Linked DNA regions of Mus musculus: region 2 is linked to region 1. A link is a loop called in an ENCODE intact Hi-C map of the cell type or tissue named here. Cell type or tissue: heart. All regions are shown on one strand. Each heading gives the region's core, and the rest is flanking DNA. Links, peaks and the distances in the headings are about the cores only.

Region 1 (5,616 bases), core at 1,051-5,050:
GCTGGCCTCAAACTCAGAAATCCACCTGCCTCTGCCTCCCAAGTGCTGGGATTAAAGGCGTGCGCCACCATGCCTGGCTTGAAACCCTGTCTTTTTAAAAAAGAAGTGGAAAAAAGAGGGAGTTGCATGCAGGACTGGCTTGGAGCAACCTCCTGTGGGCTCCTAGATTCCAGGCCTTATGTAAGGTGGGACTCGGAGACGATAACAGCAGCTGCCACCTCTGTGGGCTTAGTTTCTGCCAGTCACACGAGGAGTAGGACATGTATATGGTCAGAGCTGGCCGGCCACTGACTTACGATCCTCCATTCCAGCAATTCCCCTTCTGTTTGATGTCTGTGAACATCACCCGCATTGCCATCCAGGCCTTGAGAGAGGAGTGTCTCTCCAGGTGAGTCCCTAGTGGATCAGCGTGACCCAGCAGAACCTGGTCCAGTCCTGCCCATGCCTTCTCCACAGCTCTGGTACCTGCTGGTTCTCAGAGCTGGGCAACATCTCCATACGCCAGCCCCCTCCCCTCACCACCTACCCAAGTGCCAGGTTGCCAAATGCTGCTGGGGTGGACTGGAAAGGGGTGGGGTGGAGAGGGGTGGGGCGGGGAGGGGTGGTGGCTTGGAGGCTTCCTGAGGTGACCAGGTAGGCCAGGGAGGAGGGCACTGGTGTGTCGGGTTCATGTGTGGCTAAGCAAGTCACCTCCTCTGTCCTGTAGGGAGTGTAATCGGCGGCAGAAGGTCATCCCGGTGGTGAACAGCTTCTACGCGGCTACTTTCCTTCATCTGGCTCGCGTGTGGAGGACCCAGCAGAAGACTATTTTAGACTCAGGCTTTGTCCTCAAAGGTTGGCACTTCCTCCTGTGTCCAGGGCCAAGGATCCCAGGGTAGAACTACTGTCCTCCCCGACTCCCTCAGAACACCATGGGGCCTTCTCCATTCTCTGCGACCCCTCCTGCCTCCCTGTCCACCACACTCTTTTGTTTCCTCACTTGCTTGTTTGTTGATTGTGTGTTGAAGCAGGATCAATCTATGAGATCTTGGCTGGCCTGGAACTTGCTGTGTAGACCATATTGGCCTCGAACTTATGACAGTCCCTCTCCCTCTGCTTCCCGAATACAAAGATTACAGACATGCACCACCGTGCCAGGCTGCGGCTATGCCTGGTGGCCGTATGCGTCTGATGATTGCTTTTTATCACAGTTACTTTTGTTTAGGTTTCTGAGATGGAGTCTGTCACTGTAACCAGGTGACAGTCCTGCATCCACCTTCCTTGTGTTGGGATTACAGTCTGAGCCATCATGCATGGCTCTTGATGATCACATCACACAACAACAAAAACCTCTCATCTTCTGAACCAAAAATGTAGCTTGCTCGGCAGAGTGCAGGCAGAGCTCTGTGAGTTCAAGGCCAGCCTGGTCTACGTGAGTTTCAGACAAGCCAGGGCTACGTAGAGAAACTCTGTCTCATAAAACAACAACAGAACAGAACTGAAAGGCGGCTCAGTGGTTAAGACAGCCCGCTGCTCTCGCAGAGGACCCGGTTAGGTTCACAGCACCCATGGCCAGCAGCTCACCTCTGCCTGAAACTCTAGCTCCAGGGAGACTGCTACATCTCCGGCCTCTGCAGGCATCCACACTCACACCCACACACCCACAACCAGACTCATTTACAGACTTTAAGAAATAATAAAAATAAACCTTGAAAATATACCATCAATAAAAAGCTCAGGACGGGGCTATGGCTCCATTGTGAGGGCACCTGCCTGGCATTCAGGAGCCCCTGGCTCAACCCCAGAGATACATAAACTATGTGTGGTAGCCCAAGCTTGTAATCTCAGCAATCATTAGCCGCAGACCCAAAGGTAAAAGGTTAAAGGTCTACAGGAAAAGTGTCTCAAAACAAAATCAGAGCCAAGGAAGCCAGCGCTGGGGAGATGGCTCAGCAGTTAAGAGCACTGGCTGCTCTTCCAGAGGACTGGCTTCTAACACAGAAGCTCACAGCCATCTGTATAGCTCCAGTTCCAGGAGATCTGGTGCCCTCTTCTGACCTCCTCGGGCATCAGGCACACCTGTGGTACACAGCCATACACTCAAGCAAAACCTCATACATATAAAAATAAATAAAAATAGTACATATAAGCCGGGCGTGGTGGTGCACGCCTTTAATCCCAGCACTCGGGAGGCAGAGGCAGGCGGATTTCTGAGTTCGAGGCCAGCCTGGTCTACAGAGTGAGTTCCGGGACAGCCAGGGCTACACAGAGAAACTCTGTCTCAAAAAACAAACAAACAAACAAATAGTACATATAAAATAAATAAAAGTAATACATATAAAATAAATTTAAAATAAAATAAATAAATAAAAAATAAAAATAAAAAATAAAAACCTTAAACACTGAAGGCTGTGGAAGCCAAGGCCTGGTGGTTGGACTGATTCTGCAGAGTTGAATTCTGTGTCACAGCAAGGAAGTGGCCCCTGGGCGCTCTCTGGTTTTGCCATTTGGCCATCTTTGATGACTGTTCTATCTTTAAAGGACAGGGGTAGCAGCAGGATGTGGTGGCGCAGGCCTTTGATCCCAGCACTCAGAAGACAGAGGCAGGCAGATCTCTGTGAGTTCGAGGCCAGCCTGGTCTACAGAGTGAGTTCCTGTGTGGTCTGGGAAACACAGAGAAACCCTGTCTCAAAACACAAACAAGGGCAGGGTTTGGAGAGGTCCACACAGCCATTGCACTTGCTTCTGGATTTGAGTGCCACCCCAAGACCCTTAAGCCTTCATTCCCTGCTCTCCTCTGTTCCAGACTTGGAAGCGTTGGCCAAGAAGAGCCCAAAACGACTGCTCAAGACCCTGGATGACTACCTCGCCCAGGTGTCAAAGGGACAGACCTCCTTGTTGGAGGCACACAAGCGCCCTGGATCACAGGGACCTCACTCCAGGGATCTCACTTTCACAGGCGTGTGTGACCTGCAGTCTCACTCATTCGAGAGTGCAGGGTTGATCTGACCCACCACGGAGAGACCAGGACAGGCTGGGTCGCTGGGGCTCTCTGAACTAAAGAATCATGTCTGGGCCAAAGCCCTTCGTGCCCCTGCAGATGAGACTAGGAGGCTCCCGGGTGTGTGTAGTGACACCCACGCCCACATTTCTACATCAGCAGAGCACATTCAGGCAGCTAGAATTACCCCCCCATGCCGTCCTCCAAGCACGGAGTCTTCTGTCCTTCCCAGCTGGACTCCACTTCACAGGGTTGGACTCCTGATATCTCAGTGGAACTGAACAGAGCACAGGGCCAGACAGCCCTATCAGAATTGCCTACACGTCTGCACCTAGAGGCAGAGACCCTGGAAGCAACAGCCAAGATTCTGACTCCCAACAGCTGTCCCCAGTGTCTGTGGTTGGAATTGGAAGGACAGAGACAGCAATATCTTCAGCCATCAGGGGGCAGCACAACACAGAAAAAGTGACTGATAGGCAGGTCCTCTCTTCCTCCAGCCACCGATTTTTCAAGACACTTGTTTCCACCCTACCCTTCTCCTCTTTCCCCTCCCTCTCCTTTGCCCACCATTGTTTGTAATCTAGAAATGGGTACTCGGCTGGCTAGACTAGTCATTGAGCGTCCCACCCCCAACGCCCACAGGCTGGAGCGCCTATGGAGACCACTACCTATCTACCCTGGCTGAGAGGCAAAGGAAACTCACCCACCAGCAGTTTTAGAATAAAGGAATTGTTGTAATCTCTGGTATTTTCTTCCAAGATGAAGTTCTTTCAGGGCTGGCCTGTCCCCCACCCCCAACCCCCTGCTGTCTGAACACCGGACTGAGACAGGCAGATCCAAGTGCCTAGGGTTCAGTGGGGTTGCAGACCCCAGATTGGAGTCTTTTAACTACTCCGTGGCTACACACCACCTGAGCTCCCCAGCTGCACCTGCAGGCACAAAGATGTCTTTTTCTGTATCATTATTGGTTGTGTGTATGACACGGGGTGTGGGGCACACGCATGATAAAGCAAGCATGAGGAGGTCAAAGGCCAGCTTCGTGAAGTTGCTTCACTCCTAACACCTTTAAGTTCTAGGAATTCAAAGCCAGGTCATCAGGCTTCCGTGGTGGGCTCCTTACCTGTTCAGCCATCTTGCACACCCCGGCCTGGAGATTTCTTGCAAGCTCTGGCCAATAAGCACGGTGCTCTTGTTAAGGCTGACTGGTGTGGTGTCCACCCCAGGGGTCTCCTGCTTTTGCCTCTGGGCCTGGGCCTGGGCCTGGCTGTTGCTCCCTCACCCCAGACACACACACACACACACACACACACACACACACACCTGACCACCCCAGCCTCTCTCACACACACACACACACACCTGACCACCCCAGCCTCTCTCACACACACACCTGACCACCCCAGCCTCTCACACACACACACACACACACACACACACACACACACCTGACCACCCCAGACACACACACACACCTGACCACCCCAGACACACACACACACCTGACCACCCCAGACACACACACACACACCTGACCACCCCAGCCTCTCTCACACACACACCTGACCACCCCAGCCTCTCTCTCTCACACACACACACACACACACACACACACCTGACCACCCCAGACACACACACACACCTGACCACCCCAGACACACACACACACACACACCTGACCACCCCAGACACACACACACCTGACCACCCCAGACAGACACACACACCTGACCACCCCAGACAGACACACACCTACCACCCCAGACAGACACACACACCTGACCACCCCAGACACACACACACACACACACACACACACACACCCCTGACCACCCCAGACACACACACACATACACCTGACCACCCCAGACACACACACACACCTGACCACCCCAGACACACACACACACCTGACCACCCCAGACACACACACACACACACACACACACACACACACCTGACCACCCCAGACACACACACACACTCACACACACACACACACCTGACCACCCCAGAGCCTGGAGCCCCCTGTGCTCCTCCCATCTTCCCTTAAATGAAGCTCTAGAGGCCTGTGTCCATCTCTGCCTGTCTCTGGCCACTCCAAATCTGGTCCAGAGACAAGCAGGCCTCCCAGGGTGCTTGTGACATGCCCTGCAGTTGGCCTTCCGTCCTATCTACAGGGTCTCAATTATGCTTTATTACCACGCCACTTCCTCCAGCCCCCATGTTCACAGGCCAGCAGAGAGGCCAGGAAGGCAACTCAGTCCCGTGTCAGTTTGGTGCTTCCTTCCCTACCATCCGTCCCTTGCTAGAGCCTGCAAGGCTGAAAGAACAGGATCCCAGCATATCAGGGCCCAAGCCAGGTGGACCCTAGGAGCATCTGGCTGGAAGGGGCCAGCATCCCCAGCAGGAACCCTTCAACCAGATCAGGGTGCACATAGCTCCAGGATAACCCAGGAATCAGTTCTACTAATAGATTCACTTGAGAGTTGAGGTGGAGTTAGGAGACCTCTGATAGTGGTTGAAAAACTGTGTGCTTTTCTTGGGTGTAGCGGGGACAGCTATCCATGGAAGACCTTAAAGTACTCCATAAATCTAAAACTGTCAGAATTACTGAGTGGGTGTCAGCCTTTCTCTCT
Region 2 (5,616 bases), core at 1,080-5,079, 160 kb after region 1:
AGTGCTGGGATTAAAGGCATGCGCCACCATACCTGGCTTGATTTGATTCTTATGTTCCTAGGCATAAAACAATTTATCTGTCCATTGTCAGGGGGGCTGAAGATCTAGAGTGTACTGGGCAAGCACTGTACCACTGAGCTACAACACCAACTTTGAAGGAGTTTTTAAGATTTATTTTTATTAATGTATATATTTGTGTCTGCATGCCATGTGTGTGCAGGTGCCCACAGAGGGGCCAGAAGAGGGCAGCAGATCCCCTTTAGCTGGAGTTGCAATGGGTTGTGAGCCCTGGGATGTGTGCTAGGAAAAGACCTGTGTCTTCCAAAGAGCTGCAAGCTGTTTTGGCAGCTGAGCATCTCTCCTGGCCCTGTTTTGAAAAGCTTTGCATTGAGAATCTTTTTAAATGCCGGGCATGGTGGTGCATGCCTTTAATCCCAGCACTTGGGAGGCAGAGGGAGGCGGATTTCTGAGTTCGAGGCCAGCCTGGTCTACAAAGTGAGTTCCAGGACAGCCAGGGCTATACAGAGAAACCCTGTCTCGAAAAACAAAACAAAACAAACAACAACAACAACAAAAAAGAGTATCTTTTTAAATAAGTATCTAGGGATGGAGAGAAGAAAGCAACTCATGCATGTATGGTCTTGCTCTTGTAAAGAAACTGAGTTTAGTTACCAGGATCCCCACTAGGTGGCGCAGAACTGTCTTTAACTCCAGTTCCTGGGAGATTCCAGGTCTCTGGTCTCTGAAGGCACCTGCAATCATGCGCACATTTCCTCATACAGGCATATACACATAACTTTAAAATAATATAAAATACATTTCAAAAAAATATACATCAATGCTAACTGTGGTGGTGCAAGCAAGCCTGTAATCCCTACTCTCAGAAGGTGGAGGCCAAGACCAGACAAAACAAAGAAACAAAAACAAAAACCAACATTACATAGCATACAATATAGAAATGTGTGTTGATTTATTCAAATACAATTAAAAAGGTGCTCTGTGTTTAGGTAGATTACATCCATAACTCAGTAGCTCACTGGTCTCGCATGTGTGAGGCCTTGTGTTTCATCCATCAAGTACTCCAAATTTTTGTGGAAAATTAGTACATTTTTGACCCAGCCACTAGGTCCTCAAGAGTCAGGCCTCCTCGGAACCAGAGCACACGCTGAGACATGGCGAAGGCCGGTGAGAAGCACGGACTATGCCTCTGAAACGGATTAATGAGGAACCGAAGCCTGAGCTGCTCTGGGGCAGGGGGTTTCTGCCCAGCACTCCTCTGGCCCGGTGCCCTTCAGGTCCTGTTGATCTGTTTTCTTGACAAGCTACAATTAATGGGACATGGTGATAGTCCATATCAAAGTGTTATATTCTTTTTGATAATTCATTTCCCTATAGACTACCCCTTCTAATTACCTGAAGTTGCATTTATAACAAAACTCCATCAGGCTAGGTAATGATGGTACACACCTTTAGTCCTAGCACTTGGGAGACAGAGGCAGGAGGATCTCTATGAGTTCAAGGTCCTGAGTTCCAGGATAACCAGGGCTTCATGGGGAAATCCTGTCACCAATCAAACAAACAAATAAATAAACAGAAACAAAAACAGAAGTATCATTTGGGTAATCATAGTTATGGAGGCATTTGGCTCGACACTGTAAAGTCAGTGAGTTGGTGTTTTCTTTTTTTTTTTTAAAGGAATTCTTTTTTTTTTTTAAAGATTTATTTATTATTATATCTAAGTACACTGTAGCTGTCTTCAGACACACCAGAAGAGGGCATCAGATCTCATTACAGATGGTTGTGAGCCACCATGTGGTTGCTGGGATTTGAACTTCGGACCTTCGGAAGAGCAGTCGGTGCTCTTAACCACTGAGCCATCTCTCCAGCCCCCCCCCCTTTTTTTGTTTTGTTATTTTTTTAAAGATTTATTTATTATTACATGTAAGCACACTGTAGCTGTCCTCAGACACTCCAGAAGAGGGAGTCAGATCTCGTTACAGATGGTTGAGTTGGTGTTTTCTGTTTTAACTAATTTTTAAATGTGTGTATGTGTGTGTGTGTGTGTGTGCCTACAGATCCTGTGGAGCTGGATCACAGGCAGTTATCAGCTGCCCAGTGTGGTGCTGACACCTGAACTTGGCTTCTGGAAGAGCAGCAAGTGTGCTTAACCGCTGAGCCATCTCTCCAGCCCATTTCTGAAGTTCTTTAATCTTCCAGTTCACTGCTTTGTGATCCAAACCCAGATGACCCCTTAGAGACTGCAGGGATCTGTAAGGCAAACAGTTAAGTACATAGACTATTTCAAGAGTGGACTCAGAGGCATGCCATGTGGTAAGACCTTAAAGTTGGTATAACCTGAATTATAGGTGGGAATAACCTGTAGTACAGATGAAGTGAACTTTAAGTCATCATTCCTGTTTTAATCTTTTATCTGGCTGTTTTATCCAACCTCCTCTGTGTAAATTTTGCTTTTGTTAATCTCTGCCCATTCATTCACAAGACTCAGTTCTTCCAGCTTTGGAAAAAAGAGCTTTGAGGAACTGCAGAGAACAATTACCCAAGATTCAGAAGCAAACAAACCCACCCACCATTTTCTAAAAGGCAACAGAGGTGGCTGGAGAGACGTTGAGATCGCAGCACTCATCTCTTATCGTCTGCCGTCTCACGAGATGATCATGATTAGTGAGATCTCAGAAACACTTGCTGCTCTTATACAAGACCAGAATTTGGATCCGGGTGTCCCGATTTCCTGTAACAGCTCTAGGGAATGTCCTCTTCTGGCCTCCAAAGGTACCTGAATTCATATTTACACACACCCTTGAAAAATAAGACAAATCTTTTAAAAAATGGGATATGTGTGTCTGAGGTAAGACATCTGCAGAGCAAACAGCACCTGAGCTTGGATCCCTTACACTCAGATAAAAACCAGGCCTGGTTCTGAAGCTTTGAACCCTTGGCCTGAGGGGTAGAGAGAGACAGATGATAGCCTGGGCTCACAGAAATGAGCTAAGCAATTTTCAGCCCTGTCTCAAAGAGATCAGGTGGACTGGAGAGATGACTCAGTGGTTAAGGGCTCTTACTGCTCTTGCAGAAAACCAAGGTTTGGAGCAACCACATGGTGGCTCCCAACCATCCGTAACTCTAGTTCCAAGGCATCCTGACTCCCTCTTGTGGGCTCCCGGGGCACTGCATGCACCTGGTGCATGGACATATATGCAGGCAACACAAACACATAAAGTAAAAATAATAAATAGCCAAAGATGATAGCGCACATCTTTAATCCTAGCACTCGGGAGGCAGAGGCAGGTGGATTTCTGAGTTCGAGGCCAGCCTGGTCTACAAAGTGAGTTCCAGGACAGCCAGGGCTACACAGAGAAACCCTGTCTCAAAAAACCAAAAATTAAAAAAAAAAAAAAAAGACATTAGCCATTAACCTCCGGGATACACCTACATGCATACATGTGCACACACATATACCCACATGCATGCATGTGCACACACATACACACACTGGGACATGGGTTAGGTGGCCGATGTCTTCACTCTAACTTGGTTTTGAGATAAGCATTCCTCACTCCTCTGACAAGCTGAAGAACAAACCTGAGGTAGAAAGGGATGGATGCCCAGCGTCCATCAAAGGAAGCAGAATTCCTCCAACGCTACCCATTCCTCTCTAAGTCTTAGTGTTAGAGGCTTGTGGTTCCAGGATAACGTTTGTGCTCATAGCTGATGTATCTGGTGAATTAGTATTGAATTTATATCAGAGAACAGAAAATGCATTGTGCAATACATATCAATAAAAGAACACCCTGCTTTTATTCTACAGAGAATAGAAATTAGAAATCAAACATGTTTAGTGTTTCAAAATTGAGCCTCAAAATATTCGGTAATTTTCATTTAAATTGCTAAGAGACTCGATACTATTGGGTAACACATCTTCCAATACGTTGTGTCTTGGTTAGGTTTCTATTGCTGTGACAAGACGCCATGAACGAGAGCAACTTGGAGAAGAATGGGTTTATTTCATCTCCTAGTTCCACATCACAGTTCACCACTGAGTGAAGTCAGGCTGGGGACACAAGGTAGGATCTGAAGGACACGCCCTGAAGGAATGCTGTTTTCTGACTTGCTATCCTGTTTCCTCATACACCTCAGAATCACCTGCCTCGGGGTGGCACTGCCCACAGTGAGTGGGGCCCTCCCAGATCAATCATCAATCAAGAAAAATTCCCTCACAGGCTTGGACAAGTTGCTCTAGCTGGTATCAAGTTGACAAAAAAAAAAAAAAAAAAAAAAAAAAGCCTGCATACACTGCCTATTCTAGCACCTATTATACACAAATGGAGCAAAGTCAGTGGATCAGCTAAGAGCTCTGCTAGTACTTGGTTTATTTTTCTTCCATAGCCCTCCAAAAATACATTTCCCACAAAAACTCAGTGCTGTTATACATACAGTTCTGTTACATTTTTATTTAAACATAGCCACAGTCTTTTTCTCTCTTCCTTTAATTGAAAAATATGGTCTTCACTTCTCCCAGCTCCCCCCACCCCCAACCTCCCCTTTACCCAGATCCACTTCCCCCTCCAAGAGATGATAACCAAACAGGACAAAACAAAGTACAATAAGACCTGGCAAAAGCCCTTGTATTGACACTGGATAAGACAACATGATAGAAGAAAGAGTTTCAAGAGCAGGCAAGAGAGTTAGAGTTGAGACTGCTCCTACTGTTGAGAGTCTCATAAAAACACCAAGCCAACAGCCACACCATATAACATGCCGCAGAGGGCCTGGTGCAGGCTCATGCAGGCCCGTACTTGCCATTTTAGACTCTGAGCCCATGTGAGCCCTTCTTACTCGATTCCGTGGGCCATGTTTATTCTCTCTGCATAATGTCTGGCTGTGGTCTCTGCACCTGCTCCTGTCTGCTGTAAGAGGCAACTCTCTGATGACAACTGGACGAGGCACTGATCTATGAGAATAGCCAAATATCACCAGGAATCATTTCATTGATCTTCTTTTTTGGCCAGTCATATTTGATCCTACCCAAGGTTCTGGGCTATCCAAACCGTGTAAGGGATGGACTCCCTTTCCTAACACGAGCCTCAAGTTAAACCTAACACTGGCAGGCTCTCCCCCAAGTTCTATGCCACGGTTGTCCTGGCACATCTTGCAGGCAGGACAGGTTGAAGGTGGAGGGATTTGTGGCTGAGGTGGTGTCCAGGTTTCTCTTCCTGTAGCCTGCAGAGGACCTTCCTGTGCTAAAGTGACTAGAATGTAGGAGTGAAGGCTCCATGCCTGCACCAGCTTGACCTCTCGACATTCAATGAGCTGTGTAGACGTTGTCCTCGGCAATAGGGGCTCACTGTCAATTTTCAGAGAGAGACCCTCTGGTCAAGCATCAACCTGGGTTGTTTAGGGATCTCCACAAGAACTTGTTGGCCAACAACCAATCAAATGTAACACAATCCTGTCACTGGAAGCCTACCTGGCTCAAAAAAAAAAAAAAAAAAAATCTACCTACCTCTGTCTCCTGAGGGCTGGGATTAAAAACATGGGCCACGACGTCTGGCAAAAAAAAAAAAGTAATTTTTAAAATCAGCAATGGAGCCGGCATGG

Evidence for each region. Hi-C counts contacts between places; a loop is a spot of excess contacts. Peaks named below come from ENCODE experiments on the same cell type or tissue, not always from the same donor. Only the 100,000 strongest peaks of a DNase experiment are listed, where the experiment ranks them.
Region 2: it touches region 1 in a loop (5-fold over the local background); 1 of 42 quality-filtered maps calls a loop at or near these places.

Annotation. Positions count from the first base shown.
Region 1 is chr6:72,564,033-72,569,648 of GRCm38, reverse strand. Elmod3 (ELMO/CED-12 domain containing 3) reads left to right here. Exons shown (of 12, transcript NM_001253692.1): 10 at 312-388; 11 at 707-834; 12 at 2,786-3,727. The coding sequence ends at 2,988. Among named protein-coding and RNA genes, the nearest start is that of Capg, 18 kb to the right of the region's middle. In heart, for the core only: CTCF peaks have their summits at 2,037 (motif pointing left) and 3,402 (motif pointing right); DNase peaks (open chromatin) are centred at 2,068 and 3,358; H3K4me3 peaks cover 287 bases; H3K27ac peaks cover 434 bases.
Region 2 is chr6:72,404,846-72,410,461 of GRCm38, reverse strand. No RefSeq gene overlaps it. Among named protein-coding and RNA genes, the nearest start is that of Ggcx, 6.7 kb to the left of the region's middle. In heart, for the core only: a CTCF peak has its summit at 3,159 (motif pointing left); a DNase peak (open chromatin) is centred at 3,141.